Regions from separate parts of the Homo sapiens genome. Here region 2 is linked to region 1. Evidence: chromatin loops called from intact Hi-C (ENCODE). Cell type or tissue: Panc1. All regions are shown on one strand. Links, peaks and the distances in the headings refer to the core of each region. The heading gives the core; the rest is flanking DNA.

The links. Peaks named below come from ENCODE experiments on the same cell type or tissue, not always from the same donor. Only the 100,000 strongest peaks of a DNase experiment are listed, where the experiment ranks them.
Region 2: it touches region 1 in a loop (5-fold over the local background); 3 of 110 quality-filtered maps call a loop at or near these places.

Annotation. Positions count from the first base shown.
Region 1 is chr20:47,989,133-47,994,511 of GRCh38, forward strand. LINC01522 (long intergenic non-protein coding RNA 1522) reads right to left here and starts at 985. Exons shown (of 3, transcript NR_110027.1): 1 at 883-985. The region is part of intron 1 of LOC107985436 (a long non-coding RNA gene); the gene reads left to right. RefSeq lists an enhancer at 3,940-4,440. In Panc1, for the core only: no CTCF peak of the experiment used is centred there; no DNase peak of the experiment used is centred there.
Region 2 is chr20:48,169,135-48,174,513 of GRCh38, forward strand. No RefSeq gene overlaps it. Among named protein-coding and RNA genes, the nearest start is that of LINC01522, 180 kb to the left of the region's middle. In Panc1, for the core only: no CTCF peak of the experiment used is centred there; no DNase peak of the experiment used is centred there; H3K27me3 peaks cover 1,233 bases.

The DNA of each region.
Region 1 (5,379 bases), core at 268-5,267:
GTGTGTGTCTTGCAAACATCAGTGCACAACACACCACAGTCCCATAATTCAGTGGAGTGTGTATCTGCTCGGCAGACTCCACTGTCCCCACAGTCAGGGTCCAGGCACTAGAAGGTATGTGGCAGGAAGGTAGAGGAAGACCCAAGCCACAGACCCCCATCCAACTTCGAGTGCAAGCAATGGAAACCGACTCTGGATTCCTTGATTTAATTTTTTGAAGACATTTATAGGAAGAAATGGGTTAAGTCTGTAGGAAAATTAAATATGAAGAGCCAGATTCACGGGGCTTGGGGACATCAGGGCAGCTCCTGGGTCCTCTGTGTGGCCATCATGGTGAATCCACTCATGTGTCACTGTTCACCATTCAGGTCCCCACAGGAGGACAGGATGGTCCTGTCTTGGCCACATGTTACCCCCTGGACTCAGGGACAGTGTTGTCATTTGACTGAAAGTCCCTCCTCACCACAAGGACAGGGATGGGGAGTTTCTCAGCGGAAGCCCAAGGATTTGCTTAGGCCTGGAGAGCAAACCCCACACGCCCTCCACACATCACCTGCACAGACGCCCCTCCAGCTGAGCCAGCCTGCTCACTACCCCTCAGACAGTCTTCCCTCCCATCCTTGCTTGTGCTGGGACCCCTCCTGGAAGGCTCCCCTCTCCTGCCTGCTCTTCTAACTTTCATGATCCTTCAAGACTCTAGTTAAGCCACCCTCCTCCTCCAACAAGCACCAGCCATTGCTGCTGCTGTGTCGAGGTTTCTGAACCTCAGCATTATTGACATTTTGGGCTGGGCAGTCTCTGTTGTGGGACTGTCCTGCACATTGTACAGGATGCTTACAGCATCTCTGGCCTCTACCCAGTAAATGCCAGTTACACCTTTACCTAGTCGTGACAACCAAAACTGTGTCCAGACATTAGCAAGTGTTCCCCGGAGGGGACAACTGCCCCTGGTTGAGAGCCACTCCTTTTCTGAACCTGAGTCACTAAGATTTACTGCCATAGCAACTTAATTACATTGTGATGTTTACTTAACTTCTCACTGCTGCTTATTACTTTGGCAGACTGCAGCCAGCCAGAGAACAGCCAGGTTAACCCATACGGTGGCCCCACACTAAGTTGTCTCCCACACCGTGTAGGGATGGCTCAGTGCACAGGGAGCATGGTGGGGTTTGGGCTTGATGGCTTTGAAGCCTCTGCTAGACTGGGAGGCACACAGTTTGGTACCATGTCTGGATGCAACGTCATGTTCCTGAGGCAGGATGGTGCTTGTGTACCGAAGACAGTCTTGCTGGCTGCGGTGAAGGACAGAGCTCTCGGTGGATCCAGTGGGAACCAAAGCCTGCTGTAACCCTCCAATAGTAACAGCCATCCGCTCAACCTCTGGGCCCAGGCACGCCTCACAGGAGCTCTCTACGGGCACTGTCTCATCCATAATGAATTAGGTATCAGTGTCTGGTTTTTAGAGATTCGGAAACTGAGGCCAGAGCATTCTAATGTCCTAAGCACATTCATGGTGAGTAGGAGCAGAGCTGGCTTCCACCTGCAGGGTCTGAGTCTAGGGTCAGTGCTCATAGCCACGATTCTCGTAGGCTACCCAGGCCCACTGTCTCCTTGAGCACCCATGTGCCCCATGCAGCATGTAACTTGTAGGAAATGAAGGCGTTTGCCAGCCTTTGCCTGTGTCCAGTGTGAACTCATCTCCTATTTAGCACAAAGTTATTACATTAGAGTTACTGATTTAGTGGATACATCACTTTACTCTGTCATCTTGACAGCGATAAGATCTGCATTTTGCTCACTTCTGGATCACGCAATCTAGCAGAATTCTTCATGCATGGCAGGAACTCATCATTATTTGCCTCATTTAATTGAATTGTATTATGGTTCTGTGGACACTTCATCACACCTAACAGTGTTTTGCACAAAGCAATTGTTAAAAAATACTTTTCAAAGGGCTAAATGTTTGATCAATCAATAGGTTTTTAATTGAGCATCCTTACAAGTTAATATCATAAAGTGATGATAAAAGTGTTTTTATTACTGTGTGTTGGTTACCCGGATTAAATGTTTCTTGAAGCCTCAGAGTGCATGATGATTCAGTTCTTCTGATTTTAAGCTCGGATCTATTCAGTGACGAGATATGCAGGTCTGGAAGCCTCTGAAATTTATAATGTGGATGCTGAGAACCCATGATGCTGGTGGCCAATTTTGAAAATTGTTACAGAAATTTATATTCATTAGACATGATGGCAAGTTCTGGAATGGTATTCTGCAGAGTCAATTTAAAGAAATTTGTTTCAAGGAGATAACTGAGGAAGCAGCAAGCAGAGACACTAACTTGGATGTGACACCGCTGAGAGACAAAACTCAGCTTGATGAATGCAGCCAAGCCAGGAAAGGGCTGTGGACCTGTCCCAGAGGGGCCACCTATTTTCTGACAATTGGCAATGTTATCTATTAACTAGAAATCTGTTATGGGACAAGGAGAAGATTGCCTGCAGCTCTCGGAGAATAAGACAGTTGTCCTCTTGGCTTCTATATAATATGTCTCTAAGCAATGTTTTAGGATTTATCAGCGGTGAGATCCTTGGATATTTAACCAAGTCCCCCTGAGGGCTATAACATGGTAGTGATGGGAAATAGAGCTGGGGGCAGGGGAAGAAAAGCTGGGATGTAGCTGTTACCCCTAAGCACATTCTCCTGAAGTGATATCTTTGCAATAATCTGTTTCAATAATATGTTGACATGGGCAGTATTAAGACAATAATCAGAAGAATTTAGAGGAAGCATTCTGAAATATGCGAGTGCAGTGTAAGTGGCCAGAATGTGAGACTCCCAGGTGAAGTCGAGGGTGAAGAGTCTACATGGAAGTGTGCTCTCTCACCGCCCCCCTACAAATGGCAGAAGACTCCATGCAGACTCACCCCCAGTCCACCGCCAGAGTTAGGACCAGCCTCTGACTCTGCGACTTATAAGATGGGAGAGTGGGAGTGCGGGAACTATCCCCCTCTCTGGAGGAGGAGGAAGCCTCAGGGCTGCAAAAGCTGCAGGCACATTCTTCTCTGGTGCTCTGCCATGGGATTCATGCTACAGCCTGCATGACTTTCAGAGCCAGAGCTTGGAACTGCTTATCCTATGCTGGGAGTTTCTTTTGCCAAGGGTTGTGTCTCCTGCTGGGAGTGCAAATACATCTACATCACCTTCCAGGCAGGGAGGGAGAGGACTAAAAGACGGCACCAGCAAATCACTTTAAGCAGGCAGCAAAACCACAAAAATAAACCCTTGAAAATGGGACTGAATGACACGCCCACATCACTGATAAATGCCATTTTCAGCAGACTCATCTCTTCGCCAGAGAGATCAGTCAACTTGGACTCTTGTTACCATCACATTTGGCACCAGGTATCTGCTACACTCTACAACCATTCTCAAGTTCGTGTGCAGTTGGCCCTGTAATGGGGAGCTGAGTTGGTTTGAAAAGCCCTAATTACAAGGCTTAGTGTTTTTCTTTGTAAAAGGGATTTTTGAGTTTAGAAACAAAGTGACTGTAGGTACAAACAGATGCAAAGCTTCAAAAAGTAGTTTATTTTTCATTCTGTGCCTCTATTCACCCAAAGCACAACCCTCCACCTCACTCCATCCCTGGCCAAAAACTGTGGCAGCGGAGGTTGGAGAAGTAAGCACAATATTTTCTTTAGGCTTGGAGAGTAAAGACCTCCCTAGGTAGCATGTCATTTCCAAATGTTACTATCTTTCCAATTGATCTCATCCAGAGTTCTTTGTCTCAGGACCAAGAGAATTAAGGAGCATGGACACAAAGGGTGAGGTTGGAGTGAAAGTTTAATAAGTAAAAGAAGAAAGCTCTCTGCCACAGAGACGGAGCCTGAAAGAGGGTTGCCGTTTTTACAGTTGAATGCAAAGGCTTTTATAAGAAACTGATGAGGGCTGGGCATCTCATTTGTGTAAGGCTCGAATTTCTGGTAGCTCCACCCCATCCTCCTAATGCACCTGTGGCCCCTTAGCTTGAGTTACTTCATATTGTTTGTTCTTCTTACTGTTTATGTGTTAGCGGATGGAATTTTCCATTATGGGCATGTCCGGGCAAGTCACCTGTGTAGCCTTTATTACCTGTGCAGACGTAAGCATGTCTCAGGCAAGCTCCCCTGTGCAAGTTCCCTTATCTGTGCCTGTAGCTCGAGTTATCAGGCTGTTCCTTTGTTTGAAAGAATTCAACTGAGGACCCACCCTAACTGCCTGCCTGACTGGTTTCTTGTTTTCTCTTTTCTCACTAATTGCCCTTGGAAACTCAACATTGGAGATCCTCATGGAATATTGAGGTGCAAGGGGCCCTTGGAGTTGCCCTGTTGTTGGGGTGGGTACCTCAGTGAGTGAGGTCCTGCAGGGAGGCTGGGCTATGAGCCCCTGCACTCGGCATCAGGACTCAACTCCTCTGGTCTGTCTGGAGTCCTTCCTGGGCATTACCCTGACTTCTGAGCCCCTGCACTCGGCGTCAGGACTTGACTCCTCTGGTCTGTCTGGGGTCCTTCCTGGGCATTACCCTGACTTCTGGGCCCCACTCATGACAGAGATCTTTTTATACAGATGACTTTCTTGCTGGACGTCATCTTAGCCTCCTTTTTTTGTGCAACAGTTTAGAAGCTCCATTAAGAAAAAAAAAAACTTTATTTTTTAGAAGTGGACTAATACATACCTCAAACTGTCAACCCACATTGTGATGGTGGAGCCATGGGGGTCTCCAGGAAGTGGATTATTCCCTAGACCCCTCTCTTCCAGAGAAGTGCATGGTGTATGTGTGTGCATATGTCTATGTGCACTGGGGTGTGTGCCTGTGAGCACGTGTGCAGGGTGTGTGTGTGTGTGTGTGTGCGTGCACATGTGTACATATGTGGAGGCCAGAGAAGTTCCATTTCGGAAGTGAATCCACCATGTTGGCTTCTGATTACTCCCAGTTTCAGGAAGACTTCTAAGATTTTCAGTTTATCTATTGTTCCTTGTGTAAGAGCAGGTACTTACTGTAAATCCTGCCCTTAGTTCAAACAACCTTGATGTTATCTTACTTCAATAGTTCTACACATCCCTTCTGAATCACCCCTTCCCTGTGGGTCTGGGGAGTAATGGTGTGGGGATGCATCACCTTGTCTCACCTCCAACCAGGAGACAGACATGGCTTTTGTTTGCACATCCCTATTACATGTTTCTTCCTAAGAAACTGGATTTGTCAGCCTCTCTGTTCATCCTTTCAGCTTCCTCGGAATTTTGAGGGTAGGCTTGCATAGGCCTGGCTGCTGTGGAACAGTGTGCTTGTGTGAGCACGTGTGTTTTGCCTCTTCTGTTAGCATGATGGCCCTGGAGGCCAGC
Region 2 (5,379 bases), core at 301-5,300, 180 kb after region 1:
TGGTCTCAAGCAATCCTCCTGCTTTGGCCTCCCAAGGTGCTGGGATTATAGACAGGAGGCTCTGTGCACAGTCAAAAATCTTTTTTTTTTTTTTAGATGGAGTCTCACTCTGTCACCCAGGCTGGAGTGCAGTGGTGCAATCTCAGCTCATTGCAACTTCCGCCTCCTGGGTTTAAGCAATTCTCCTGCCTCAGCCTCCCGAGTAGCTTGGATTACAGGCATCTGCCACCCTGCCTGGCTAATTTTTGTATTTTTAGTAGAGATAGGGTTTCACCATGTTGGCCAGGCTGGTCTTGAACTCCTGACCTCAAGTGATCTGCCGGCCTCAGCCTCCCAAAATGCTGGGATTACAGGTGTGAGCCACCGTGCTGAGCCAAAAATCTCTCTTTTGAAAAAAAGGAAATCCAGCCCCACAGACAGCCTCCAGGGCTCTGTATCTTCCCAGAATGTACACATCGTGTTTGTTTTTTACGTTTAGGATTCTTGGCTCTTTCTTCTGGCCAGCACTGGTGAGCTGGTGGCCGAGTATCCTACCTGGGGCACGAGCCTCTGCAGCTACTCTAAAGGTGAAATCTTACAGAGTCAAAATCGGCCTTGAAAACCCTGTAAATATCCTGTAGGACAGTGCCCATGACTCTGTGGATTTACCCTGTGCATCCGTTGCATGTGCATCCGCACCGCAGACGCAGGAGTGCTCAGCGTCTAACAGAGTGTACGTGCCAAGTCACATGACGGTGCTTCTTAATAACATCTTTATTGCCATATAACCCACACACCATAAAAATCCATCCTTTTGGAAACAATTCCCTCTTCTGCCTCAGGATGCACGCCTTGTGCACGGGCTTTAGAGGTTTTAGTAGAAGCACAAAGTTATGAAACCATCGCCACGATCTAATTCCAGAGCGTTTTCATCATTCCCCAAATAAGCCTCACACCTGCTAGCTGTCAGGGCTCTTCACTCTTCACCATCACTAATCTACTCCTGTCTCTAGGGATGTGCTTATCCTGGACATTTCATATAAATGGAATCACACAAACATACAAAATGTGGCCTGTTTTTTTGTTTGTTTGTTTGTTTGTTTTTCAGAAATGGGTCTTGTTCTGTTGTTCAGGCTGGAGTACAGTGGCACAATCATAGTTCACTGCAACTTCGAACTCCTGGGCTCAAGGCATCCTCCTGCCTCAGCCTCCCCAGTAGCTAAGACTACAGGTGTGCACCACTACATCTGGCTAATTTTAAAAAACGTTGTAGAGACAGATTCTTACTATGTCGGCCAGGCAGGTCTCAAACTCCTGGGGTCAAGCAATCCTCCCACCTTGGCCTCCCAAAGCGGTGAGATTACAGGTGCGAGCTACTGTGCCCTGCCTGGCTTTTTTGAATTGCGTATTTTTAAGATTTTTCCATGCTGTGGCATGTATCAATATTTCATTCATTTTTATGTCCAAATACTATTGCATTGTACAGGTATTCCACATTTTGTTCATCTATTCATTATGTGATGATGTATTTGAAGGAGAGAGAGAAGCAAAAAGAGACGGAGACAGAAAGAGTCAGAGGCAGAGAGACAGAGATAGGCAGAGAGAGAGAGAGAACCCAGGGAATCCTGACACTGGAATTGGTAGGGTCAAGAGCATGTCTGGGGTACCACAGTATCCAAATGGGAACCTGGGTCAGAGCACCAGGCTTCTTGCCCTCACTTGCTGTGTGACTCCAGGCCAACCCCTTACCCTCTCTGAGTATCAATTTGCTGATAGAGAAGAAGGCTGTGGATCCCCGGAAACATCTCTAAGCTCCCTCTCTTGGACTTTCTGCCTTCCTGGCAATGCTGTGCTGAGGGGTAACACAGGAAAGCTTATCAGCTGTTGCCACCTGGCTGGAAGAAGCTTACAGTATCATTTCCTAAAATCTGATTTTGATGTGGCGGGGGTAGGGTGCTGCCTAAAGAGTCCATAGGAGTCTTTTAGTTTGAAACTGTAGAAGCCCAGTTCGAAATGGCTTAAGGGAAAAAGACATAAAGAATTGATGGCTCGGTCACTGAAAAGATACAGGGAATGTCTAGCTGCCAGCCTGGGGTGGAGACAGCCACCACCACTCCCATCTCTGAGATGCATGAAGTGAGTGCATGTGCCCCACTGCAACTGCCCCTGCATTTGCCGCCAAGTTGCCATCTGATGGCAGTGACTGGGGTCAGGGAGAGGGAGGTCGCATGGGGCCGGGGGCCCTGGAGGACTCATCTGGTGGGGGGGAAGGGCAGGACCAAGCATGTGCCAGTGTCTCACCGGAGTTCACCAACACATCACAAGCTCAAAGATAAAACTTAAGAATTTCAAGACAGTGACGGCACGGTATGAAATGCCTTCTGATTCTGTGCCAGCCCTGACTGTTCTTTATAGGCAATGACAGGTTGTCAAGGGTAATCTTAAGCAGGCACCCTGTTTACTTTCGTGCACCACCTTTAGAACATAATCCTCTTTGCGCCCTCAGAGATCCAGAAGAAGGTTTGGTCCGTGTCTGGGTGCCAGCAGAGCCGGCATTCACATTTTCAGTTATGATTTCCTTTTTCTCTGTACATCGTTCTTTCTTTGTGTCTTCAGTTTTGCTGGGCACAGGCAGATGGGGTCTTGGAGGTTAACCTTGCCTGTTGTATAAGTCCGCAGAGTGGGCCCCAAAGCCCCCCTGCTGGTCCCAGTCCTAACTGCGGCTCAACAAATGCATAGCCTTGAACCATCCAGCCACCAGCTGTTTCTTCATCTGTGCAAGGCTGAAGTGGAGCTGGCTCCTCCACTTTTCAGAGTCTGAGAATTGCAGGATGCCCTCTGATTCATTCCCCCCACCTCCTACCCCACCCCTGCCCAGTCCTGACCCCCACACCCATCCCATTCTCCTCTCCTTCTCCCTCTACCTCCTGCTGCCCAGAATCTTCTCTCTTGTGCTAGCCCTGAGTTCCAACAGAACCCTGTGGCCAGGTCTCTGGGGAGGGCCACCCAAAGGCCCCATTCCAAACCCTGCAGATCCTCTGGACAGGGAGTGGGGAGCAGGCACTGACCACCCCAGAGACAGCAGAGAGGGATACATGCTGAGAGACACATGCTCCATCCGTGTGACTTTTGCTTCTCGGACCACGTGATGCTGAAATGTGATTCATCAATATTTTGTGCCCAGAAGCCATCTGCAGAATCTAACAGCGAGGAGCTTGGTGCAATGTCTGACTTCGGTGTCTGCTGAATGTGTGCTAATTCCCTTTGTACCCAACACCTCTCCAAAAAGAAGGTGTCAGGTGGGGGTGGGAGCTAAGGGCTGGGAGGCAGCTTCCTGGGAGACTGCAGCAGAGGCTGGCCACACCACGGGTGTGGAATGAGTGAAGCTGCAGTCTGGAATGAGTGAACCTGCCAGGACTCCCAGGGATCCCTGGAAATGGAGATTGGATAGGAGCTCCAGAGAGGGAGGGAGGAGCTGGGATCAAGGGGATCAGAGGAGACTGCAGACTGAAAAACACAAAACAGAATGAGCCAGGCAGAGAAGGAGAGACTTTGGTGTGAAAGGCCCAGCCCCACTCTTCACATGTCTTCAATAGATATGTACTGAGAACCTACTGTATACCAGGCACAGTGCCCAGGCCTGGGCATACAAGATTCCCAAGGCCCCTGCTCTACTGGGGCTGATGCTCTAGCTGGGGAGGGGTGATGGATAGTAAGCAAGAAAACAATGGTAAACAAGAAATCCATATTATGATTGAGTGTTGTCAAGATGATTAAACAAGGGCATTAAGTAGAGAGTGTGCCAGGAGTGGAGGGGCTGCTTTTCCTTGGGTGGTCAGGGAAAGCCTCATCATAAGAATGCATAACATCAAAACATGCTGGTCGCTGTCCTCAGCTCGTTTACTGTTGTAGCAGACACCAATATGTCCTTATTAAAGCAGCTTCCTCTCCCTCCTGGTCAAAGAAAACGACCACATTTCCCAGCCTCCTTTGCATTTAGGTCCTGCCATGTGACTTAAATTCAACCAAGCATATGTGGCTGGATGTAATGCAAGCTTCTTATAGGTCTGGCCCAAAGAACCTCCAAATCAACATCCTCTTGTTCCACCTGCCAGCCAGAATTACAGATGCCAGTGGAGAAGGTGGTGGAGCCAAAAGAAGATCGGAGCCTGGATCCCTGAGTCACTGCATGGAAGGCAGCTGCTCAACAACCATGTGAGCTGGAAAACAACTTCTATTATGTTAGCCATGGAGACTTAGCAGCGTAACTGTCAGTTCCAGTTTGCCTGTAATTGTCCTGGTTTTAGCACTGAAAGTCCTGCTTCCTGGGGAACCCCTCAGTCTTAGGCAAACCTAAATCTAATCACCCTAGATTTGGAGGTCATTTGGTATAGCAATTGAGCTGCCCTGACTGGTGTGTGACTTATAAGATCACACACCAATCTTATAAGATGGGTATTACTATTATCCTCATTGTGTAGATGAATAAACTGAGGCTGGGAAGAAGTTATTTCTCAAGGTCATCTTCCAGAAGGCTACTTAGCTAGTAGGGGAGCCAGGAATTAACGAGGAAGTCTGTCCCTGAGTTTGCACTTCAAACCATAAGGTTGCACTTTCTTTTCGGGGTCCTAGTGAAAAATGAGAAAGGAAAAATCTGGTGGAAATGCATCTCAAAGGCAACCTGAAAACTCCTACTTCAGAATCCACCTATCACATCTGTGTCTATTCATGGTTCCCTGATTATCCAAGGCAGACAGAAGCATGTCCCTCTCTGGGGAATTCTCAAAACATCCTCTCCCTATAATATCTGCAAGCTGTATCTTAAATCAATTTTTCCACAGTGGAGGGTGGATTCCACAAAGATGGAGATGTTGTTGTTTCAGATTTATATTCCCTGGAATCCAACACTACCTCCAGCCTACAGTAGATGTTTAAGAAATGTTTATTGTGAGACCCAAACATTTACCAAGAGCTGAAGGACAGTGCAAAGGAGAGTAACAGAGAGATGCACAAACCAGAACAAAGTAGAAGAGATGCGTGGAGAGGCAGAGACAGACGTGGCAGAGAGCCATGGTCATCACAACCCCTCCGAGTCCTTATCCATAAAGTGAGGATCATGATCTGGCTCTCTGCGGTCTAACAGACCAGCCTGCGAGTTCTTCTCTGTCGAGTCTGCAGTGGTCAGAGACAGCTCTGAGCCAAGGGCTGGTGTTCTTGGTGGGAGAGTGATGAGAGACATCTCGAACGAGACCTGGTGAGCTCAGCGTTCTAATTTGGATTCTTCAGGAAACATCTGATTACTTGGCACAGGGAGAGGCACTGCCCAGCCCAAACCGATGATTTTCCTTTTGAACAAAGGGATAAGTCACTGTGATCCCCTGTTAACTGCCTGGCAGGATT